Regions from separate parts of the Homo sapiens genome. Here region 2 is linked to region 1. The links are chromatin contacts, found by Hi-C in ENCODE. All regions are on one chromosome and are shown on one strand. The core of a region is the stretch at or near the end of the contact, and the rest is flanking DNA. Distances in the headings are between cores, read along the strand shown. Region 1 holds the start of CBLB (Cbl proto-oncogene B). Region 2 holds the start of LINC01215 (long intergenic non-protein coding RNA 1215).

Evidence for each region. Hi-C counts contacts between places; a loop is a spot of excess contacts on that map. Pooled maps may share reads with other maps.
Region 2: a loop to region 1 is called in a pooled map, with 4 times the contacts of the local background. The contact joins the promoter of LINC01215 here to the promoter of CBLB in region 1. A Hi-C loop is called at or near these places in 2 of 37 single-sample maps with no recorded cell type and 6 of 50 pooled maps.

What each region holds. Positions count from the first base shown.
Region 1 is chr3:105,866,322-105,870,830 of GRCh38, reverse strand. CBLB (Cbl proto-oncogene B) reads left to right here and starts at 1,819. Exons shown (of 19, transcript NM_170662.5): 1 at 1,819-2,095; 2 at 3,240-3,421. The coding sequence starts at 3,254. RefSeq lists a silencer at 1,621-1,850 and enhancers at 3,608-3,697, 3,818-3,867, 3,898-3,947.
Region 2 is chr3:108,123,814-108,128,420 of GRCh38, reverse strand. It overlaps LINC01215 (long intergenic non-protein coding RNA 1215), which reads right to left and starts at 3,357. Exons shown (of 2, transcript NR_110030.1): 1 at 3,279-3,357. RefSeq lists enhancers at 2,345-2,444, 2,945-3,024, 3,245-3,294, 3,575-3,714, 3,785-3,834 and 2 more.

The sequences.
Region 1 (4,509 bases), core at 570-3,069:
TGCTATAACATGTATTTTGGGTATTTTACATTTATCCAGATATGAATATAAGTAATATACTTAGTTATAATGTTCCCTTAAGCCACTGTTTTGCTACATGCTTCTACACATTAATTCTTTTAAAATTTATTTTAAAGGTAACACAGTTTTTTTCTTTTACAGTCTCCCCTTAGTAAATGTAGCTACTACGACTATGAGTAAAAGAGATATGGATGGGTGGAGGAGATATGGAGAGGCCAGCACTTTTGTAGATAAATGCAATGTGAAAACAAGGAACTACTCTTTAATTACTGGCACAGAAATAATGACAAGGAAACAAAATTACTTCCTGAATCACACTTTATCACCTGACTGGTTGCAAAGGCACATTTTTTTTCTGTTTTCGTCAAATTAAAATCTTAACCATGTAAATTCAAGGCTGTAAAGGAAAACTCAGGATCCTTCATAGTAATAATTACAGTATTAAAATTCTTAGTTGCTAGAAAGTGGTTAGAACCATTGAGAAACATTTTATCAGGTTACGTGGTTAGAGCAAGATTTGAAAAAACAAAATCAAAAACAAAAAACCCAATGTAAAATATCAGAACATCTGAGATGTCCAAGCTGAAAAGTGTAATAAACGCTATCAACTGTAGTGGAAAGAAAGTTCCAAAGTATGAAGTCCAGAGCAATTGTTGGTAGCATGAGTGGTGGGATTGAAGTAAACTGAAATAAATGGAAGGCATTTGTTTAACCTATGATATTGCTGAAAGACAAGTCCCAGCACAGTAGCTTTCTCCTTTAAAGACTAGCCAGATGTCGGCCTTTTTAAGAGCACAAAGAAGGGAGCCACAGAAAGAGGTAACAATGCTGGTAGAGAATGGCAGCTACAGTAAGGTTGTTTTTAAATGGATAGAAATCTATGTAAAGGTGACTCCGACAAAACACAGTAGCTGTCTCCTCCTCAGTCATTTAGGCAGAAACTTGCACTAAGTAAAAAGGTGCAAGGTATTTATCAGCAATTCCCATTATCTGGTACTTTTATTGCTTTGGCATGATTAGCAGAGACTGTTTGGCCAGCGTTGTCAACTATTTGCTTTTTCATCAGCCTGATGTTTGGTCTGCAATCCCTCTAAAACTAACAGCAAAAGAGAAACTCGGAAACTTGGGAAGTTTCAGTTGGCATTCAGATGTCACCCCAGCCTACTCTCTGTGAGATTTATTCTGCATTTTAGAAGCTCAGTGGCTGTTGCTCTTTTTGATAGCCAACAAGAAGCAACGTCATAGACCTGTTTGGCTGCTGTCCTGGGTAGAAGGGTTTGGCAGCCCTAGGGAGATGAATTTCTCCAGCGTTGGACCCGCCCAGAGCGGAGAAGCAACACCCTTCCAGCCACTACTCTGTTGCTATGAAACAAAAGACTAGGAAGGTAAGCGAAGCAGGAAGTCCCGCCTTTCAGCCCCAGATGGCTTTGGCTCCCGGTCCCGACGCTCACGCCCACCTGCCACCCCTTATTGGTTAGCTCCTTCGTGCCTTGCATCCCTTCGTCCATTTCCTTTCCCGTTTCCACTTTCGTTCCCGGGAGAGTCCAGGCCCCTCATTTCTCTCCGAGTCCAATTCCTTTCTGACGTGCTGCGAGCGGGCCTTCCTCTGGGGCCATTGTGTACTGTGGAGGACGTGGACGGGGCGGCAGCGCGAGGAGGACGGGCGCCTCCCGTCCATTGGCTGCACCCGCTGTCGGGCAGTGCGCGGTTGCGCGGCATTGGCTCAGCGGCGCCCGGCCCCGCCCCCGCCCCGCCCCGCCCCGAGCCTGGGTCCTGTGTGTGCCACAGGGGTGGGGTGTCCAGCGAGCGGTCTCCTCCTCCTGCTAGTGCTGCTGCGGCGTCCCGCGGCCTCCCCGAGTCGGGCGGGAGGGGAGAGCGGGTGTGGATTTGTCTTGACGGTAATTGTTGCGTTTCCACGTCTCGGAGGCCTGCGCGCTGGGTTGCTCCTTCTTCGGGAGCGAGCTGTTCTCAGCGATCCCACTCCCAGCCGGGGCTCCCCACACACACTGGGCTGCGTGCGTGTGGAGTGGGACCCGCGCACACGCGTGTCTCTGGACAGCTACGGCGCCGAAAGGCAAGAAGGGAAGGGGTCGCCGGGGAGGCTCCACACTTCTTGCCGGCCCGGGGGCCCGGGGTAGCCAGGCGCGGGCCAAGGAGGAAGAGGGGACAGCCCTGGCTCTCAGCTGCCTTTGCCGCCGCCGTCCAGTTTGAAGTGGGGCATTTAAAGACCAGAACCCGCAGGCCGGGGAGGAGGGAGAGGGCGTCCAGGCAGACGGCGGTGAGGACTGCAGCAGGCGGCCGGGAGGCGCGTCCACCCAGGCGCCGAGCCCACAGTGTCCCTCCCGCGCCCTAGACGGACGGTGCTGCGGGCACGGGAGGGACACTTTGTCCCCTCCCAGTCCACCTTCCTCCTGCAGCTCAGACCCGAGGGGCCGGGAAGGGGCCTGAGCAGGGAAGGGACACAGGCGTCCTGAAACAAAGCTTTGGGTTGAGGGCAGAGGCGAGGAGCCAGAGAAGTGAACTCCTCCTTTCCGTGGCCGCTCTTGTCATTTTTCTCTTTTCTCTTTTCAAATGGGCTATTTGTGTGTTAATTTCATTTGGTTCTTGGGAATAACGACTCACCGCGTTGATTTAAAGAAAGGTGTTCGTGTGTCCGTACTTGGTGGTTTTAGTGTGGGACATGCCCTGCGCTTTTGTTGACAACAGAGCTGTCCCTTACGTTTGTGTAGGATAATCTTTATGTTTATGTAACTTGGAGAAATCTAACAGAGTGAAAGTGAAGTTTCTGCGTAAGGCTCCCAAAATGTATGATAGGACCTTCAGTTGTTCTGGTATTTTGAATTGGAATTAAGGCAGGAGGGGAAGAACATTCTGTTTTTATCTAGGTGGGGGAAACCTGTTTAAGTTTTGTTTGTTCTTTTTTTTTTTTTTATGAGTTGAGTATTAGTTCAGCCTTAGCTACTTGAAACGTGAGCAGGATGCATCTTTAACTCTTAGTATTGTAAAAGCAAATCTAGGATCACTGCTCTTAAAACTACTGTGTGTAAAGATTGAGAGTGTAAATTCACAAGCTTATTGATAAAGATGAATCCGGAACTTTTGGTTTTGCTCTAATCGATGGAGGAAGATGCAGTGGTACAAGTTAGTCTCTAGTTTTCTGGTGGGTAAATATTTTCAAAACCAACTAACTTTTCTTTTTTTAAATCTGCCTTTTAAAGAACTAAAATTCCAGATGGCAAACTCAATGAATGGCAGAAACCCTGGTGGTCGAGGAGGAAATCCCCGAAAAGGTCGAATTTTGGGTATTATTGATGCTATTCAGGATGCAGTTGGACCCCCTAAGCAAGCTGCCGCAGATCGCAGGACCGTGGAGAAGACTTGGAAGCTCATGGACAAAGTGGTAAGTTCTGTCTGACGTTGCCTGTGCGAAACACTATTCACTTTGTCTGTGGTTTCTCCAGATTTATTTATACTGTTAATTAATACCAACCATTGTTATGGCAACAATCTTTTGATTTCAATTCATCATTTTTCTTCAACTCTGTGTTTTTTGAAAAGTTGGATTCAAAGACTTTTTTGTTTTTTAACCTTTCATCCTTTCTACTCTTTAAGGTTCAGAGTTCCTCTACATGACTCAGTATGTAAAGTTTTACCATTGGCTGCTTTTTGTTGGTGTATGGCCATAGAATGCTTGGAAGTGTTTGTTCTGTCTTCTGTGAGGTTGTGTTGCTCTTAGATAACAAAAGAGTACCAGCAGGTTATTTAAGTCTTTGACCACTCATGACAATCATCTGGTATGATACTGAAAATATTTACTGGGGAAAGAAACAGATTAGTTCTTAAGTGAAGAAGCAGTAGTTGAGGGAGTTTCCATTTTCATCTTTGAGAATTCATCTTCATTAAGAAACTTTTTTTGTTGTTAATGGGAGAGTTAACAGTTTCTTTCATCTACTATTCCATTTTGAAACAGGAAACCTTTCGATGGCACATTGTTTATTGTGAAAGGAAAATTTATGTTGGGGGTGGTGAGGCTGAGAGTATCAGAAACCTCTGTGGTTTCTGCATGTTGCTTTCAGACAAACTATAATTTCACAAGAAGAAATCATGATGGGTGTCAGTATCCAGAGAAGTCAATCTGAATACCTTACAGAGATTTACTCAGAAACTGTAGCTGTCAGTATCCTACCTTACTAAGTATGATTATAAAATAAATTTAAGATGTAGCTTGCTGCTTTGCAAAAATTAATAATTCTTTTTTTTGAAGCAGTAGCACTGTCCTGGATTTATTAGTAAATGTTTGGAACACATTATGACTTTATTTCATAGATATCTGGGGCCAATTATAAGTTTAGTTGAGGCAAGACTCAGTATCTTTATAACTGAAGAAATGGAGGTTTTAAAAACAAATTTCTGTGTAAGGATGTGCCAAAGCATCCATGAAATCATGTGATAACATTCATCTTTGCTTTGATTTGCTCCTGTCTGTAA
Region 2 (4,607 bases), core at 2,108-4,607, 2.3 Mb before region 1:
AGAATCCAAACTGATACCTATACCTACTATGGATATGACTACTTAAATATACCAAGCACTTATCATGAGTGGGCACATACAACATGACCAAAGAGGCAAAGTGCTAGGTTGGCTTTTGCATCAGAGAATATTGATTAAAATCCCAGGCACAAATCATAGAGTGGCTTCGAACTAGTGTCTTATTCTTAAGGTGAGGATGATCATGGTGATACCTGATGGGACTGTGTGAGGATTAAATGAGATAATCATGAAGTTGATTTCTAAACTATTATGCACTGTATTACTTTTAGTTGTCACTATTATTTTATAATTTCAAGCAATTTTACATATCAATTACCAGCTGATTAATTAACATTCCTTTATAAATATTTATTAAGCCTTCACCATGTAACTGGTACTGGTCTAGGAACTGAGGAAGGCAAAGTTCCTGCTCTAGTGAATCTCAGATTTTCTAAATTAATCAAGTAAATATGAGTTTCATTTAAAATAAACTAAGCAACAGGTCGCTAACATAGGTGGTCATATCTTTGCTTGGTTCGATTCTAATAGCAGCTTGGATTCGTCCCAGGATTTGTCTTTGTTGATCTTTCCTGCTGAACTACCTTTTCTTTCTTTCGGTTTCACCATCCTTGATGCTGTGAATCCTGCAGGGAGCTAACAGGCTGGTGTGATAGCTTCTTACTACACCTACAGCTCAGCGAGTCCCGCCACTTGCTTTATACACTTTGATTTTTCTCTTTGCTTCTCTCTCCTATCTGACCCCCCTTTTCCTGAACACTTGCTGCCCCCTATTTCTCTTTTCTTCACTTTTGCTTTACTTCTTTTGCTGCCCCATTCCGTGGGAGACCCTATCTCTGTTTCTTCAGGTGGCCCTGTGGGTGTGAAAGAACAAACTTCTGGGCAGGCATACACCAGTGGTACACCAGCGGTACACAGGAAGACACCCCTCCCAGGAAACAATACCTCTGCCTCTGACACTTCCGGGAGCCTTGTAGCCACAGGAATCAACACATGTCTCTGCAACACTTCAAATTAACTCAGGCCTCAACAAGGCAGAGAGGGGTGTAGCCATACAGGCATGATCAGGGCCAGCTTATCACCATTCACTGGGAGACTGGCTGGAATGTGGATGTGCCGAGTGAAAAGTCAAATGTCTGCCTAATAGCAGAGCCCTCCACTCTGAAACACAAATGGCCCACTACATTCCTCACTCATAATTTTTAAAAATTTTTTAAAAAAATCTTTTACCCTAATGTCCAGTAGGCTATTGAACACTAGCTATCAATTTTTTGCCCTATGCCCTACAGTTAAAAATAAATGGCCAGGCAGGGTGGCTCACACCTGTAATCCCAGCACTTTGGGAGGCTGAGGCGGGCAGATCACAAGGTCAGGAGATCGAGACCATCCTGGCCAACATGGTGAAACCCCGTCTCTACTAAAAATACAAAAATTAGCTGGGTATGGTGGCATGCCTGTAGTTCCAGCTACTTAGGAGGCTGAGGCAGGAGAATTGCTTGAACCCGGGAGACAGGTTGCAGTGAGCTGAGATCATGCCACTGCACTCCAGCCTGGGTGACAGAACGAGACTCCATCACAAAATAAACAAATAAATAAATGTGTGTGCATAAATATGTACACACATATACATATGTATATTTTATATACACAAGTATTTGTATATCTAAAACCAGTTTCACAAAACAGTACCCTCATTACATGCATAGCTCAAATTTTTTAATTTCTTTATAATCTAGTTATCTTAATAACTTTTTAAAATGCTGGTTTTGACCTAGAGATTTTTAACCTTGTGTGTGTGTGTATATGTGTTTGTGTGTGTGTGTGTATCTGTTTGTGTGTATGTGTGTGTGTGTATGCATGTGTGCACGTGCCATTTCTACCCCATGTGATGAAGCCTATGGATCCTTTCTTGTAGTGTTTTTAAATGCATAAAGCAAAACTCTTAGGCTTACAAAGGAAATCAATGATATTGAAATACAATTCTATCCTTGGGCCTCTTGTGGGGAAAGGGCAGTGTCCACAGACCCAGGTTAAGAATCTCTGCATGGGTAAATTGATTTCCCAGCTGACTGCTGAGCCACAACCTGCAGTTTGGAAAATAAGGCTGTACAAAGCCTCAGAACATTTTGTTGTAGTTAAGTATTTCAGATGCTTATTATCCTGTCACGGTTTTAACCCTCTTTTCCCTCCCTTTCCCCATGCTCCCTCTATCCAGTCACCCACACCCCACCACATGCACATGCATGTGTACTCACTTACATGCATGCACATATATGTTGCCACATATCCACATACACATAGGCACACACATGCACAGGCACACACATGCAGATCTTAGGTCACATATCTGGAATGAGATGAGGCACTAGACCACTGGGTCCAGCCCCTCCTGTGACCCCAGTCCCACTCCCTGACTGCCTCTGTGTCACAGCTCCTCTGGCTCCTGCCTCAGAACTACTCTAGTGGCTCATTATCTCTGCAGGGCAGCGCTCACCATCACGACTTTCTTGTTTTCTTTCACAGCATTGTGAGCCAATAGGTGCATTCTGCCTCAGAATAGTGGTGGAGACTGGTGGTGGCACAGCCCAGAGCTCTTGACGTTTATTTTCTCAGGCTTCAGTGAACCTTCTGTGGCAGGTGTTTCCTTTTGATAGGCGGCAGTTCCTCCCTGGGTCACTCCAGCCTGCAGCTGAAGCCCTCACTTAGCTCACTGTGGCTGTACTGAACACACCACCTCCCAACATGGAGCAGCCTAGCCAGGGGGTGCGGGAAGGAAAGATGGTTGCTGCCACAAATGAATGACTCAGCTACCTTCTCCAATGGTTTGATATTGACGTTTCCTCCTGTCATAGCAAAAATGCCCAGGTGAACTGTTTTCTCCATCGCATGTAGAAAGATGATGGTTGTCTGAACTGGTTCCAGGTAATGGACAGTGGTAAGCGCTCCCTTCTCTTATAGTATGTTATGGATTGAAGTGTGTCTCCCCACAAAAAGATATTACTGGAGTCCTAACCCTGAATATTTCAGAATGTGACCTTATTTGGAGATAGTGTGTTTACTGAGGTAATCAAATTTAAATGAGGTCATTACAGTCTCTAATCCAATAAGACTAGTGTCTTATAACAGAAACGAACGCTTACAGAGGGAAGACAATGTAAAGAGACACATGGAGAAGATGGCTGTATTTCCATTCTCATGCTGCTATAAGGACATACCCAAGACTGGGTAATTTATAAAGGCAAGAGGTTTAATTAACTCACAGTTCAGCATGGCTGGGGAGGCCTCAGGAAACTTAGAATCACGGCAGAAGGGGAAGCAAACACGTCCTTCTTCAAGTGGTGGCAGGAAGAGAACTGAGTGAGTAAAATGAGGAAAGTCCCCTTATCAGATCTCCTGAGAACTCACTCACTTTCACGAGAACAGCGTGAAGGTAACTGCCCCCATGATTCAATTACCTCCCCCGGGTCCCTTCCATGACACGTGGAGATTATGGGAACTACAATTCAAGATGGGGTTTGGGTGAGGACACAGCCAAACCATATCAACAGCCATCTGTAAGCCAAGGAGAGAGGCCTGGAACAGATACTTCCCTCGCAGCTCCCAGAAGGAGCCAATCCTGCCGACACCTTGATTTCAGACTTCTGGCCTCCAGATTGTGAGACAAGAACAGCAACTCGGCCTGTGTTCTCTGCCCTTGAGGTTGAAACAGGGAGCAGAAGGTTTTTTTTCCCCTCTGTGTTGCAGCATGGAGTTCTGAATGACAGATGAGGGGTTGATCACCCTCCACACCCATGCTAAGCCTTATGGCTTCACGGGGTTCAGGCTTCCTGTGTTCAGTCTTCTGTGTTGCCAGAAAAATTTGCATACTCCCATGGACAAAGAAAGCAGCAGAGGAGAAAGAAGAGCTTTCATTCACTTCCTCTTTGGGGTGAGAGCAAGTCTGAATGCTCTAGAATTGATTCTATTAGAAAAACTCTCTGACCCCAAATATGAATATTTTCACCACACCCAATACTCATAATTTTAAAAATAGATCTTTTGAGTTTCATCCTGACTAGTAACCTAAAGATCACTGACTTCTGATTTATTTTTTTATCATGCTCTACAGTTAGAAATGCAAACATATAGACTAGAGAGGGCCACAGAGGTGTTTGATCCCATCACTTCATGTAGGTAGGAAGATGTTGAACCCCTGAGAGGGGTCGGAACTTGTCCAAGATCACACAGCAGGCAGAGTACATCAGGACCTCAAACCCATATCTTCTGCCCTCTCCTCCTAAGGTCTCCATCACTAACACCCTGTCACGGTCCATCCTGCTAAGGAAGTCTCTACTATAAAATCCCATACCTTGAAAATTAATTGTTTTTCCACTCACACGTTACCACCCTTCCCTCCTGCAAACATTTGGAAGTTGAAAGGTCGCACAGCCTTCATGAAATTAACCAGAAGAATTGAAAGGAAGCTGATGACAAAAGTACTTCAAAATCTGTTTTTCATGAAAACAGCTTTTTCTTTTCCCCCTCAGATCAAACTGAATTTTTCTTTTTATTTTTGCGGTATTCTTCTAATTGTGCCTTTTTAAATGTGT